2 separate regions of the Mus musculus genome follow, and region 1 is linked to region 2. The links are chromatin loops, found by intact Hi-C in ENCODE. Cell type or tissue: left cerebral cortex. All regions are shown on one strand. Each heading gives the region's core, and the rest is flanking DNA. Links, peaks and the distances in the headings are about the cores only.

Region 1 (7,454 bases), core at 1,644-6,643, 200 kb before region 2:
GGCTCAATGGTGTCAAGTTGTACTTGTGGTATCTGCACTCTTCAGCAGCCCACGTAGCTGCTGGGCTCTGGTTCTGGAGCCACAGCTTGGCAGTTTATTGAGAGATGATGATCTGTCTGGAGCTCTGCTCCTTTCAGTCTGGTCCGGTTCTTTCCCTGGCTCTTTGTCTGGGACTTAAATTCTAGGAGCTAAAGGTTTTCCAGAAAAAAAAAAAAAAAAAAAAAAAAAAGAAAGAAAGAAAGAACCCCGAACAAGAAGACTAAACTCAATAAACGAAAGCTCATCCTCGAACCTGGATCTTATTAATAAGCCTTGTCCCTGCCCCATCTCCAAATAGCCTGCCCAAGTCCAAACCACACACCCTGCTTCTCAGCGTTTTAAGCTTGGGAGGTAGGGAGGGAGAAAAGAAGGAAGGAAGGGTTGAGGACTTGGCCTGGACTCAGTGGACCTAAGCTAAGTTGGCCCACCCGGCTGGCTGGCTCACAGGATCTCGAAAGACTCACTACTTTACAAAGCAGGGCGCCCAGCCAACCCGCCAGGGCTCAAGCCTGGATGCCGCGGCTACAGACCCAAAGCGCCTGCCACGCCCCTAAAGGGTACAGCGCGGCTGGGGAGATCCGGCGGGATGCCAGCCCCAGGAGGCTCTGCCTTCTTGGAGATCTCAGTCCCTGTTTGGCGGCCTTCCTAGTCTCCAAAGGTGGAGGGGCCTCCTCCCGGCTGGCAGTCCTGTGGCGTGGGATTGGGGCCGGGGCTCAGCCACCTGCGGCTGCAGAATCACAATGCAACCGAGCATGGGTGGCGCGCTCAAGCCTGGCTCACTGCTTTTTGCTCAACCTGGCTGTGCATTCTCCACCGACATGGCTTAGTTGCGGACTTAGTGGGCTGCACGCCTGTCCCCTCTGACCTTTGCCTAGGTTTTCTGTCCGTATGCTGGAGAGAAGACTCCTTCGCCGACAATTCTTCCACACTCCGCAATGGCGGTTGTCTAACCCTTTTGCAGTCCGCTTCCGAGGCAGGACCTGTTCTTGGTTTCTCTACTCTTCTGCTTCGCGAGACAGATGACCGCAGCGCTGGGACCCAGGACGCCCAAGAAGCGTCCCCCAGGCTCCTCGGTGCGCGTGGGGGGTCGCGAGGCTAGTCTCAGGTTGGGATTTCCCTAACCAGGCCTAGCCTCTTCGTGGAAAAAGGGTGGAGGTGCCGAGGCAACGGCTCCTGAATGTCCATCATTTCGACCGACTGTCGGGTAGATTTCTCAAAAATCCCCTCTCGTCCGAGATCCGATCCCGGAATCAGATGAGAGGGCACGTCATCGCGCGGAGCAGCTCCTTTAAAAACCATCTTGGATCCGCTAATCTGGAGCAGGAATAAACACACCCTCAACAGCAGATTTGCAGGGATATGGCATTAAATGTGCAGAATGCTATCCTGTTAGGATATGTTAAGCTAGTTTCTGATGGCAAGCCCTAACCTTGCTGATAAAAGTTAAAACGGCAAACATGTCCCCGAAGTAGGAAATGGCCATTTTGTTCATTTGTTGATTTTTTTTAAATTTTAAACTAAACAAACCAACATTTCCCGCTTTGTTGGGAAGTCAGAGGCTGTGTTCTTTTTGTAGCCGGCCTTTCTGAATCAGTCACAAGGCGGCTACTTTCCCTCCCTCGCTGACAGAAGTTACAACTCTTTCTTACACAGACAGGTTTGGAAGTATTAAATAAAACAAATCAAAACTGTTTCCAGGACAACTTGGAGTCCTAACCAATAAAATGTATCACAGACCAATCTTCCCTGAAATTCTACATTGATATCAAAGTAGAAAAAGACACCTGTTTGGTAGACAATAGCTGTATTTAACCGATTGCCAGGAAGGAAAAGTTTGATCAAGAGTGGTTTGAGGCGAGGGAAGAGGAGGGGAGGTAAATACTTGAAGGAGAGACAGGACTTTTAATTACATTCTGGAATTAATAATCAAATATAAACGAGTTACTTCATCCACTAGACACCCAAGCACTTTATATTTGGAAACCTTGTATCTGAACCGCAGCTGGCGCTTAAGCGAAGCACTCTCTTCGCTTTAGTGTTATTTTATGAAAAGCGGACAAGCGGAAGAAGCATTTTTTTTTTTCTATTTCCCTGTAGTACCATCGCTTAGCCTTTAAAAGAAGACCTCAAACCAAGCCAGGATGCGGGTGGGGGAAACTGGGGTGTAAGGAGGAATGCCGTTTTTTAAATAAATGAAATGGAAAAGAATGTAATCTCTTTGGCTTTTGTTGAAGTATAGTTATCTTTTCGGGGCATAAAAACTTGTTTCCGCACCCCCACTTCCTTTTCTGGGGGCAATAAAGAGTTTTCTTTAACCCCAGGGCAAGGGCTGAAGCGGGTTCGGGAGGGCGCTGTGTATCTCCCACTGCGTCCAATAGGGGGCGCTGGCGTGAGACCGCGGAGTCGCTTCTCTTCTGAGCTGCTCCCGGCCCGACCGCGACAGCCGCTGGCGAGGTCGAGCGTAGAGCTTTCGTCTTTGCGGATAAAAAGAGATTAAAGGCTAAATTCTTTTTGGGTGGTGTGTGTGTGTGTGTGTGTGTGTGTGTGTGTGTGTATGAAGAGAGGGTATCAGTTTTAACCAACTATGAAAATGTAGAGCTTTGATGTTCTTGTAAAGAAACTCCTATGGGTTGTAAAATTATAAGGTTTCTGAGCCAATACGCAGCTACACTGTGTGTGGAAATTATTTAATTAAAAATATATTTTTCATACGTTCATACGTTCCTTTAGAAGTACTTTAAAAGCTGACGCTTATTCTTCTGGCTGGCCTGTTGACCCTGCCACAAGTTTCTAATACTTTTATTTTAGCTGTGTTGAAGGCCCTTCTGTTAATTCGAAGTGGAAAAAAGAGACTCAAATATTTAAATCCCTCACTAAACAGTTACTGGTCTGTTTCCTTCCATACTTTCTTTAAACGCGGCAGTTATGTGATGGACACATTTTACTCTGTTGGCGCCTCAAAGACAGGTATAAATGACAAAAAGGAATTCTAATAGGAAAAACTGGGTGTTGGGCCACATAACCATCGTTAGTACAAGAAGTCTAAATAAAATTGTAACCCCACCCACACCCACCCCAACTTAAAAAAAAAAGAAAACCAACCAACTACCCTTCACCTGTATTTAAATAGCGTGTCTTTAATTACAGCGGCGGGGGTTGCCTGAGGCTGGAATGAAATTAGCAGTCATTACCGTCCTTTAACTCCGTGGTGCTTTGATCAGCACTAGATTAGTTTTGCAGTTCTAACAAAGGCTCTACAGCAAGCAGTGGGCTGTAAATAAGACCGCGCGACCTGCCCTCAACACCTTTTCTCTTGTCAATCATAGCTTTATCATTCAGCCCAAGATTAACCTTTATCTACCAAAATTTTAAATAAAAAAAAGAGGGAAAAGAAGGAGGAGGAGGACGACGACGACGAAGAGGAGGAGAAAGAAGGAAAGGGAGGCCCCTGGCCACTGCACGCCTAGGTGACAGAGGTCCTCAGGAGCCTCCTTGAATTGCGATGATGGGCGGGTGTCAGGATCCTCAGACTGGCCTTCCCAACCACACTTCTCAGGCTGAGAAGCCCCCCTCCCCCCACACTGCTCATCCCCACAGGGCCTCGCTCCACGAATCAAACAGCCAGCCATCCTCAGCTTGGAGGCAATACGCGCGCCAAAAATCACCTGTACTAAGTTTCTGGACGGAAAAATACCTATCTTTTCTACTAAGTGCAGAGCAAAGCAAAGCAAAGCAAAAACAAACCAAATCAACCAACCAACCAACCAAACAAGCGCAACAAAAACCACAGCTTCAGCAGCTACAAAAAAAAAAAAAAAACCTTTGCTGAGCGTGGGATGGCGAAGGTAATGTCGTCCGATTTGTCATTAGAGGGCGCCAGAGAGTAGCCCAGCGCCCTAGCCAGCTTTTCTCAGCCCTCCCAGATCCCAGCCTCGTCAGCCTCTGTATTCCCTCTCAGGTAATATTTCTTGATGATCCTGCCCCCTTGCGTTTCTATCTCCCTCTATTCCAGTTGCATAAAGAATGAGGGTTAGTCATGTCCCCTGTCTCACTTTTTTAAATTCAAGCTCTCTTTCACCCCAATTACAGCACACCCCCACTCCCCCAGTCCCAACAGGGATCGAAGTGAGCCCTTCAGCATCTAAGTCACTGCGGTCTGCACAAGGATCTTAGTAGGAGAGCAATACTAGAATTTAACAGTTTTAAGATGGAAACCCGAAAATTTTCATTATTGGATTTACCTATAGGGACTCACAGACGTTTAGTTTTTGCTTAAAAAGAAACACACACACCCCTTTCATACATACATACAGCACCTTGATTACGTTCAGACCTCAAAACTATCTGCCCCAAAGAGAATAAAATGTCACTTCAATTCTGCATTTGTTAAAGAGATCTTAATTAGCATTTAATTCCCAAACTTAACACCTTCTGACTTAAATCGGCCTGTGTTAAATAACTGCTACACAGGGTGGGTATCCAGCTCTCTTAAAGGTCACACAGACACACACACACACACACACACACACACACACACACACAAAGAGGCAGAATGAGAGGAGAAGAAAGTGAGTGAGTGTGTTGGGGGGTGGGGAGAGGTAGCTAGCCTTGAATGTCAAAGTTGGGTTGCAAGCTACTTACGCGACCATGCCAGATCAGGGTGTTGTCTTGTAGCAGTTTGATTGGCAGGTAAAAAGCACTGAACGTGAAGGCTCCGGAGCCTCTCGTCAGCCCAAGCTGGATCACTCCTCACCGGACAGAACGAGTTGAAGGAGCTCGCACTTCCCCCCTCTTTCTCCATCCAAAGCACGGAGAATCCATTTAGGCTTTTCTTCGACCAGTCTCTCCCATCAGCGTCCTGCCTTCCGCGCACCACCTTACACCAGCCTCCAAGACCTAGTCTAGCTTTGCCTCTGCAATCCCCTGCAACAAGAAAAATCGTTTATGGCTTAAAACCCCAAATGGCTGATTTTTTAAAAGAGAGAGAGAGAGGGAGAGGGAGAGAGAGAGAGGAGAGAGAGAGGGTGAGGGGGAGAGAGAGGGGGAGCGGGAAGAATGCACCCAGAGAACAACAAAAAAGTCAGTTATCCTAACACTGCTCTATCCCCCACCGTACAGAAGAATAAAAAAAAAAAAACAAGCTTTATGTTTTTCAGTGGGTATTCAAAGATAATTTGATGCCATTGTTTCTGCTACAGATGGTTCTTTTAAATACAATAACACGGTTCTTTGTGCAGGCTACTCACAATAAAATCCAAAGCGTTCCCCTGAATAACCATTTTGTTCTCTCTTGTATGGGGCCAACAAAAGATTCCGTGAGGTAATGGGTTCTGTTTATTGAAGCCCATAGAATAGGGGGTTGATAAAGATTTTTTTTTTTTTAAGCAGAAGACCTTGGAAGGTCGGGCTGATCTCTTCATATTTTTTATTAAAATATTTGTCCAATACATTATTCCTTGGTGCAGCTGCAAGCTTCCTCCTCAATTCTTAATCAGCCCAAACATCTGTCTCTGGAAGGCTTTAAAAATCTGCATGCAATTGTATCAGTAGTGCAGTAACCTTATGAAACCCCAAATCTTCAGGCTCACTACAGTCTTGAAGGCAACGCAGTTTCAACTGCCTCTGGGGGAAAGGACGGTTGGGGGGAGAAGAGACAGGCAATCCCAGTTCCAGTAACTTAAGGAAATGTGGCTTTCCTCTTCCCAGGCTGGCGGACCATGCTACCAGATGAATCAGCCACACGTATCTCAACAAGGGCTTCTTCCATCTTGAGATGTGCCTCTTCCATGTGCACAGGAGGGGAGGCATGGCTCCCCTCCACTTCCCCCCCCCCACCCCCCCACTCCAAGCTGGCCTTCCTCTCTGCTAATCTAAAAATCCTAGGCTGGGAGCCTAGGCTGAGAGGAAGCAGTTAAAGGTCTCTAACACCCAGTGAATCCTACTCTTAGCTCTCTTTGATTCATTCCTAGCTACTTGTGACTTTGAAGGGTCCTGGGATCGGACTGATGGCCCACCTCCAGCCGCAGTGCCCCACTCTCAGGGTGGCTCTTCCAGCCATCTGCTCCCTTTCTTTCAGTTGCTTCCTCTCACTTAGGAAACCCAAACATGAAAACTCAAAGAGGGTCCGAATGAACCTTGAGCAGCGCCCCCACAATGGGACAGGAGACACTGCAGGGAAGTGGTGAGTTTGGGGCGGACCTTTCTGGCTACATGGAGAACAGGCTGCTCTTTAGGCCTGCAAGAGCCCAGAGCCACAGACTATACTCTCCTGACTTATGCCGTCAGTGGTGTAACAAAACCTTGGCAGCAAAATCATTTTAGGGCTTATTTCTTAATAATTTAATTTCTAAATTATTTGAGACAGGGTCTCACAAGGCAGCCCCAGTTGGCCTGGGACTCACTACACCAGGCTGGCCTCGTTGCCTCTGCCTCCAGACTGCCGAGATTAAAGGGTGCACCATCATGCCTGGCTTAAATTATTTATCGTATAAATTGTTGAGATAAGCAACCTAATAGAAGTCTGAAAAGAATAAAAATTGTGGCACAACTTTAAAAAGTTAAGCATTTCTCTCTCTCTCTCTCTCTCTCTCTCTCTCTCTCTCTCTCTCTCTCTCTCTCTCTCTCTGTATTTTTGGTACAAAGTAAAAGGTTTCCCAGTGGCCCTGGTTGTCCTGGAGCAAACTCTGTTGACCAGGCTGACCTTGAACTCAGAGATCCTCCTGTCTCTGCCTCCCCAGTGCTGGGATTAAAGGTGAAGTTAAGCATTTCTTAAGACTGGTTGAAAAAAGTGAGCCCCATTTGGTGCTGTAAAGCTCAATCCTAGCATGCATGAGGTCATAGGCTTAATCCCCATTGCTGCCAACAAGAAAAGACCTTGAGCCCGTATGAGTGTGTGTGCAGGGAGGGAGGGATCTTTATGATTGCCTATGGAATGTGTGGGTATTTTCTATTTGGGGCACTGTGGGAGTGTGTGTGGCACCATACAATCAGTAGGAACACTTCCAAGAACTGTGGGGATGAGGAAGGCAAGTGTGACTTGAATGCCCACGTTGTCATAGCAACTGATTCTGGAAAGACCAGAGTGACCATTGTACCTCTCTCCCTATGTTTCCACTATTTAGATTTACAAGGATGTGGTCAAAGTTTCCCCATTTTTTACATGGACTGAAAGAAGACTCAAGCTGATGACCCCTCTCCACTGAGGAAGCTGAGATTAGATCTGTACCATCCCAGCCCTAAGAAGTTTGAAATTAGTTGTCCCTTGTCTCCTGGAAGCAATCAAGAAGGTGTGGCACATGCTTGTTTGTGTTCGTGTGTGTGTGTGTGTGTGTGTGTGTGTGTGTGTGTGAGAGAGAGAGAGAGAGAGAGAGAGAGAGAGAGAGAGAGAGAGAAGAATGTAAGTCACCAAAAATCTA
Region 2 (7,454 bases), core at 1,038-6,037:
TTGCTTCTCTGGGAGCGGGAACACTTACACTGGAGGACTCCCGAGCCACAGAGGTCGTCAAGTACAACCCATTCTAAGGGACAGATAAAGTAACATGGCCATTATATTTAAACAGTTGCTAGTTAAATATTGTTTAAAGTATACACTCCTTTATTTAAAAGGGCCAAAGATTAAAACTGTACGTTAAAAAGAAAATTTGACAAATGCATACTAAGCAAAAAGCAAGTGTTCTCAGAGAGAAGTTTTTATGCCCCCACACAGAATTCTGTTCATTAATCCAAATGTGTTTTCCATTTATTAAATCATATGAGGCAGATGGAAATTATTTTTAAATAGATTTCTTAAAAAAAATTAGTAGGGAGCGTTTCTCCATAAAGCAAAGAAAAACATTACAATAACAGAAAACGGGTCAGGATGCGCCTGCACAGAGGGCATATCAAAGCGTGTTGTCGCCCGCTGTCTGTATCAGCAAGCTGACTGCTCAGGGCCAGAAAAATCTGCCATGTAGGTCCGACTCTTCACTGAAGCTCTTAAATGCGCGCTCGGAAACTACAAAGTGCTGAATATATTTTCAGTCTTTTTATGTGACGATTTACAACTCGTGACCTTAGGCAGTGTTATGCGCGTAAAACAAAATGACGAGACCACCCTGGTTCAGAGCTGAATAAAGGTAGTATAGAATCAAACTTCATTATCATTCAAATGTCAGGAGGGAGAACAACAGAAACTCCACAGTACATAGATATATAATTCTATTTTGCAGTTTTACTTTATAAAAATGCCCCCTCTTCACTTGTATTTTGCTATTAACCAGCTCAGAGCAAGTAGACAATTATCTAAGCTTAATGTTGAAGTAATAACGTGCTACAAACATTAAAACCCTTGAGGCACGTCAGCTGGGGCCTGTGGGGGATAAAGCCGCGACCAGTTGCTCCTCGGGCTGCCCACCCTGACGTTCAGGAAAATTATCGTTTTGCTTGATTCAGACCCGGACACTGGGAGCCCCTGACATCGGGATGACTGTGCTGGCAGCATGCCTCCTGATACCCACAAGAGCTGTCCCTGCTCTCTGTCCCATGAAAGGAGTCCTTGTTACTTCTCTTTGATAGCTGGCACACTGCCCCTTTCACAGACCCAACGAACCGTCATCTTGGATGTAACAAATTAGTACATTCTCAGAATAATAATAAGCGCAGGCATGAAAACACCGTTGTTTTTACTTGGAAATGAAGTAACTCATTTTAGCTGAGTGACTTTTTTCAGTGCAGCACCCCAGGCCAAAGAGAAAAAAAAAAGAAACTTTTTTTCCCCCTTCTGAAAAGAATGGTCAATTTCAAGAGAGATATGACACACGCTTTACTGTAAAAATCTGAGAAAGTCAAATTAATTGGGGGGGGGGAGAGCTTTCACTGTAGAATAATTAAAAAGAAAATTAGGGGCTCAAAGGAAATCCACACGTACCTAAGTGATGTGTCATTAGAGAAATAGGATCGGAGATGACTCACCATGGTACTCAGTTCTGATACCAGGTTAAGATGTATCTTGTGAATTTTTTTTTCTACTTGTAAAAAAAAAAATTAACTAGGAGTTAAGAAAAGATCCGGTATAATAGAAAACTAATTGAATGTCTCGAGTGTTAAAACACTAGAGAGTACCATGAGCATGTTTTCATATGTTAATAACCATGTCAAAATGTTCTTCCAGTTCTCAGAAACATTTCCTTACCGGTGAGGGAGCTTCTCTAGTCTCAGGACCGCTCCTTTTACTACATTAGTAAGAGAAAGCTAATGTTTACACATTTGCATATGGGATGAATCTACTTCAAAGGCGACCCACAACCACACGGGAAACACCTTTGCTCTCTCCCTACCTGGCAACCTCAGAAAGTCTGGAAAAAAAGGCCATGAGAACCTCTGTTACTGGATCTTCACAGCCGCTCCAGCTAAGGGCTGACCTAGGCTCCAAATAGCGAGTGTCCTTTTCAAATAGACGGTCAGTTGAGATTGGAAGAGCTGCCAAGAAGTGCGGAAGAATAAACTAAATAAACACTTATTTATACTCTTGTAGATACGGGCCAATGTGGACGTTAGTTAGCTCCAGAGGACGGCCTAGAGATTTAACAATCACTAATTTGTTCTCTGTTCTCGCTAGCTCTTGTCTCCTGAAATAAATGGTCATATTTTAATACAAAATGTACTATAAATTTATTAAACTTTCTGGTTCAGATGAGTTCAAAATATCTCATTATAAACGGAGACTGTCCTGAGAGGCAGTCAAGCATGATTAAAAAGATCACTCTTTTACACAAAAAAATAGCCTTCTTACTTTACCCTTTGTTGAAAAGACATTTGGCCAGCCACAGGGGAAAGACATAATCTACTTTTATATTCAAATAATTTATTTGAAAACTCCATGGCTACGATGACCCTAAATAATTCTGGGTTGAATATACATATTACATGGGTTTATGTGACCTTAACCACTGACTTGTTTTAATGTGCCATCAATGATTTTAGCAATTATTTTTTTAAAGGAGAAAGACACATTCTAACACTTTGATTTAAAAATTGCCATTAAATAAAATTATAAGGAAAGTACACGTTAAAGCGCAGTGTATTTCTGCCAATAAACCCGCACACCCAGAGTCAAGCTTGGGATGTTACTTGCTGTCCTCGAGCAGCACCCATCTCTCTGATCTGACTCACATTCCAATACACCATCTACCTGGTGACAACGTGTCAGAAATGGTGCCATCGCTATTTGGCTTTCATGGAGACAAACAGCACTTGCGGAGCATACAAGGCTTCTCTGAGGATCCGTTCTGTTTAGCTCTGGGCATTTGGTCTCAGCATCTTGATGATAAGGTTAGTTGTATAGGCTCCAGGCAACAGAGAACTTCATTTTGAAACCTCCTCCCCACCCCCACCCCACCACCGCCCCAGGAGCCAAAGAAGAGGCTAGCAGTGACTGTTTGCCCATTTGCTTTAAGACACTGTCCCTTTCATTCAGCTGCCCAGCCAGTGCCCACTGTTACATAACAGCAGAGAGTGGCGGTCCACAAAGCAGGTAGGACCCTCCTAAATACTCAGCTCTCTTATTTAGGGTTTTAAGAAAACAGACAGTTGTCAAGCAGCTGTACAAAGCATTTAGGAAACTGTTCCTACATTCTTAATTTCTTTCCTGTTTACCAGTCGCAACCAAGCCCTAAAAAGTCCAGAAAAGGAGTCCAGAAAGTTTTCTGATTTTTGCTTATGTTTTTTTCCTTCCAACTTCCCACGGTACGCATGAGATATACCCCCCCCCGCCCCCCTGCCACCTCCCCATACAGAAAACCAAAATGCGAAATGTGGACTTGTGCATTCCGGGCGCCTCCCCAGACTCTGCCCCTCTTCCAGCCAAGCAGAATGAGTATCTGGGCTAACCACACATTTCAGGACAAAGGAGCTAATTCATGGGGGAGGGGAGACCACACACCATTTATAAGGTTTGTTCAGTTTACAAGAAAACCATTGTCAATGCTTTGTTGATTCATTATCAATGACCCTCGTGACAAATAACAAGTGACCACCTCCTGGCTCAACTCTCCAGCATCTTCCCCATGCAGGAGCAGCCGGCCTCTACTGGGCTAATTGCTAGTCAAGAAAACTGGAACTGTGGGGACAGGAGATGGCTCTGATCACAGATGTAGCCTTTAGCTTGAAGATTTGATGGAACTGTGGTTCTGGTACATGGAATATCTCAAACAATAGGGTAGTGCTTGCTTTTACTACATGACTCTGCTGTGAAGAACCAAATTCCAGTAGAGGGAGAGAAAAAGCCAGGAAAGGACCATAGAGGCTTATGCTGCTCTATGCAGGGGCCACCGCCAGGATGTTTCAGTTCCTACAAATCTTCTTGTATCCCCACCTACAAAATAGGACTAAAGTATTTTTTTTTGTAAAAAAAAAAAAAAAAAAAGGGAAAATCACCTTAAAATCCTTTGTTGGAAAAATGTTATACAGAGAACGAGCATTATCTTCCTCGTCCATTGAACCTTTGTACTTTTTTCTCTGTCCTGAGGGAAATAATAAATTGACATATTTTCTATCATCAGAGATCCTTTTAAGACCACAATGTGATTGCACTCCATGCGCCTCACACTTATCCCCATTAAAAACACACAAAGGGCCGAAGGCACGATAGGACTGGGTGGTACAAAGGGCGCACCAGATCTGCTGTCGTACAACACGGGTGCTCCTGCATCACCTGGCCGGCTCCAAGGCAGCGACAAGCAGGCCCTGTATAATTTCCTGCTGAAACTGTGCTCTATGGGAGAAAAGCACACCGATTGTACTCCCTGTGGTCGATTGGCTGCAGATCAGCTCTGTTCCCCAGCTTCTCCAGCACTTTTAGCAGCACTGTATCTTTTTGACTGGCTGGTTTAGCTGGAAACACAGGAAGGAAATCTGTTATTGGGACACCTATATAGTAGCATTGTCTCTTCTTCTTCTCCTTCTTCCTCTTCTCCTTCCTCCTTCTTCCTCCTCCTCCCCCTCTTTTCTTCTTCTTCTTCTTCTTCTTCTTCTTCTTCTTCTTCTTCTTCTTCTTCTTCTTCTTCTTCTTCTTCTTCTTCTTCTTCTTCTTCTTCTTCTTCTTCTTCTCCTTCTTCTTCTTTCTTCTTCTCCTTCTCCTTCTTCTTCTTCCACCTCATCCTCCTCTTCTTCCTCTTCCTCCTCTTCCTCCTCCTCTTTATCCTTCTTCTAACAAACCAAAACCACCCTGAAACTGTTCTTTATGAGGGGGAAGCAGAAAAAATCCTTCTACTTGTTTCTTCAACTGCATCAGCTGTGAAATTCCAAGTGGTTTTCAAAAGAAGGTAAGACAGTAGTGTGTCAAGAGGCTGGAGAGAAGGGCATTCTTAGGGAGCACTGAGGGAATGTTCTCAGTAGATACATAACACGGAAAGAGGATGTAATCAAATGATCCTAGTGATCCATGCTAAGAGGGGGTATAAGGACCGTGAACTGAGGCTGTCTGGAGGGCAGCGCCCAAGCCTCTATGGACCCTATATGTGTCCTTAGAAGTCAGATGTTCCTTATCTCAAGTGAGTTAAGCTCTGAAATAAAATTGTAGTGACAGAGGAGAAGCGAGAGAGACTACCAACACTGAAGTCAGAGGATACAAAAAAAAAAAAAAAAAACAGCAGAAATTTCTCCCAAACACTAGATGTTCTTCCCAGAGGGGTGTGAGGGAGCTTTCATACCTAACCCCTCAGGGCTCCATCTGCCTGTCAGATTATTCTGAAGACACGTGTTGTTCAACAACCTCACAAGAAACAAGAGGCTGTATTGACTTAGGGTTGTTTTAGTTGTAGATCTCTTTGGACATCTAGTTTGAGAAAGGGGAGGGGGAATTCATGGTAGATAATATTGAGGCTGACCAAGATGGAGAAGCGAGATGGCCACCAGAGGTAGTACCCTCTTCCTAGTGTTCAGGTCACTCTGGATTCACGGACAATGACTCTCTGCCCTGTAATAAGTGCCCTTAAAACCAACACTTCTTTGCTGTTTCTACTTTTACTTATTTAGTCCTGGCCATGTGGCAGGCAGTTGGTCAAGCTTTATAAGTGTTGCGTAGTCCTCTTCATAACTCTGTACCCTAAATACCATAGTATAGCAGCCTCCATGCTATGGATGAAGAGAACAGAACCTTGAAGAATTACAAAGCTAGCCTGAATCAGCCTATATTAAAGTATGGAGTCAGGACTGTGCCCAGCTCTGGAAATCTGCTTCTTGCCTGGGACTATGGAACACCTTCTCTTCTCTCTTTTCTCTTCTTCTCTTCTCTTCTCTTCTCTTCTCTTCTCTTCTCTTCTCTTCTCTTCTCTTCTCTTCTCTTCTCTTCTCTTCTCTTCTCTTCTCTTCTCTTCTCTCCTCTCCTCTCCTCTCCTCTCCTCTCCTCTCCTCTCCTCTCCTCTCCTCTCCTCTCCTCTTCTTTCTCCTTCTCCTCCTTCTCTTTCTTTCTCTTCTTTCGCTTTCTTTTTCTTTTTCTCTTTCTCTCCTCTCCTCTCCTCTCCTCTCCTCTCCTCTCCTCTCCTCTCCTCTTCCTCTCCTCTCCTCTCCCTCTTCCTTTTCCTTCAGTCCTCTTTCTCCTCCTCCTTCTTTCTTGTTTTGAAATTTTGTTTTATTTTAATCACTATTCTTCAGGATTATCATAGACATACAATAATTTGTATACTAGGTCAAATTTTATAAGTAGATTTAAGTGCTTTCTCACTAAACTAGGTTTTATTTTTATCTAATCTAGCAGGAATGTTCTGAGTAGGAATAATTCTTTAGATTTTCATCAGTATATGTTACTGATATTAATATTATGATATTTCCTCACATGTACACAACATATTTTGAGGAAGATGACCACCTTTATCCCTCTGTGTCACTCAAGTTGTGGGCTTGGCTCACTGTATTTTTTTCTGCATCTGCCCCTGTCCTCTAGCCTCTGAACCAGTACATGATTCTCTACTTCTGTGATCTCATCTTTCTTAGATACAACTCATAAATTAGGTCATGCGATATCTGCCTTTCTGTGCCTGGCTTCTAGAACTAAGCTTGGTATGTTGAGAAGACAGCCACGTGTTCATGTTCAAAGCGATGCTCTTCTTAAAAGCCAAGATCAGGAAGATTTACTCCCAGATGAAGGGATAAGAAAATCATGGTACAATACAAGATGCAATTGTGTCATATTATGTGAGAAGTCAGGCCCTTGCTAGTCTTCAGTGAGAATTCAACAACATGTAGACTTGTTAGCTTCTTTTAGCTCAGGCCTGTCTTCTGTGCACCTTGGTGCACTTGCCAAACTCCCCTCTTCATCACATCCCACTGGCCAGTGTTGAGCCAATGACTTTGTTTCTATGTGGCTCAACTTCTGCACTAATGAAATCAATATATTAATTTTTGCTGATATTGCTTGTGTCTCAATGAATTAATACTTAGAAAGGCTTCCCTGAACTTAAACATGCACAACAGATATTCGTTGTTTAATCTTATTTTAGCCTTATATTTATGTTTATATAAAGTCTGCATTGCTTGCTTGGCCAGCGTATGAATAATTCAGTTTGGACCTTAGAATTTTTGCAGCTTTGGGATTCCCGAGTTCATCTGGGAGTTTAGTACTTGATAGATAAGACTGCATCTAAAGTCATGGTCAAAGAATGTTGGTATCCAACCCAAATCAACTGACCCAGAATCCTAAAGGCAGGTCCCAGGAAAGTGCCTTTAAAGCAGCTTTCCATTTATCTTTACGTACGATTAAGTTTAGTGACTATTCATTACAGCCTAAACCCCAGGTCCACTGAGGAGAGAACAAGGCCATGGAAGGTTAAGGAATTCTCTGCAGACGAGAGTGGGGGAGAAAGCCCATCTAGTTTATGGAATGAAAAAATTGGCACATCTCACATCACCAGTGAAACACAAACA

Evidence for each region. A loop is a pair of places that touch in the nucleus more often than their neighbours do. Peaks named below come from ENCODE experiments on the same cell type or tissue, not always from the same donor. Only the 100,000 strongest peaks of a DNase experiment are listed, where the experiment ranks them.
Region 1: a loop joins it to region 2, with 6 times the contacts of the local background. A loop is called at or near these places in 6 of 42 quality-filtered maps.

The regions. Positions count from the first base shown.
Region 1 is chr3:34,635,866-34,643,319 of GRCm38, reverse strand. It overlaps Sox2ot (SOX2 overlapping transcript (non-protein coding)), which reads right to left. Exons shown (of 5, transcript NR_015580.2): 3 at 4,681-4,962. It overlaps Mir1897 (microRNA 1897), which reads right to left and starts at 4,856; the gene lies at 4,778-4,856. In left cerebral cortex, for the core only: CTCF peaks have their summits at 2,398 (motif pointing right), 3,924 (motif pointing right) and 6,159; DNase peaks (open chromatin) are centred at 2,401, 3,642, 3,946 and 4,809; H3K4me3 peaks cover 3,090 bases; H3K27ac peaks cover 4,348 bases.
Region 2 is chr3:34,437,533-34,444,986 of GRCm38, reverse strand. Gm20515 (a long non-coding RNA gene) reads left to right here and starts at 6,147. Exons shown (of 3, transcript XR_003954604.1): 1 at 6,147-7,454. In left cerebral cortex, for the core only: no CTCF peak of the experiment used is centred there; DNase peaks (open chromatin) are centred at 2,757, 2,988, 3,495, 4,263 and 2 more places; H3K27ac peaks cover 3,373 bases.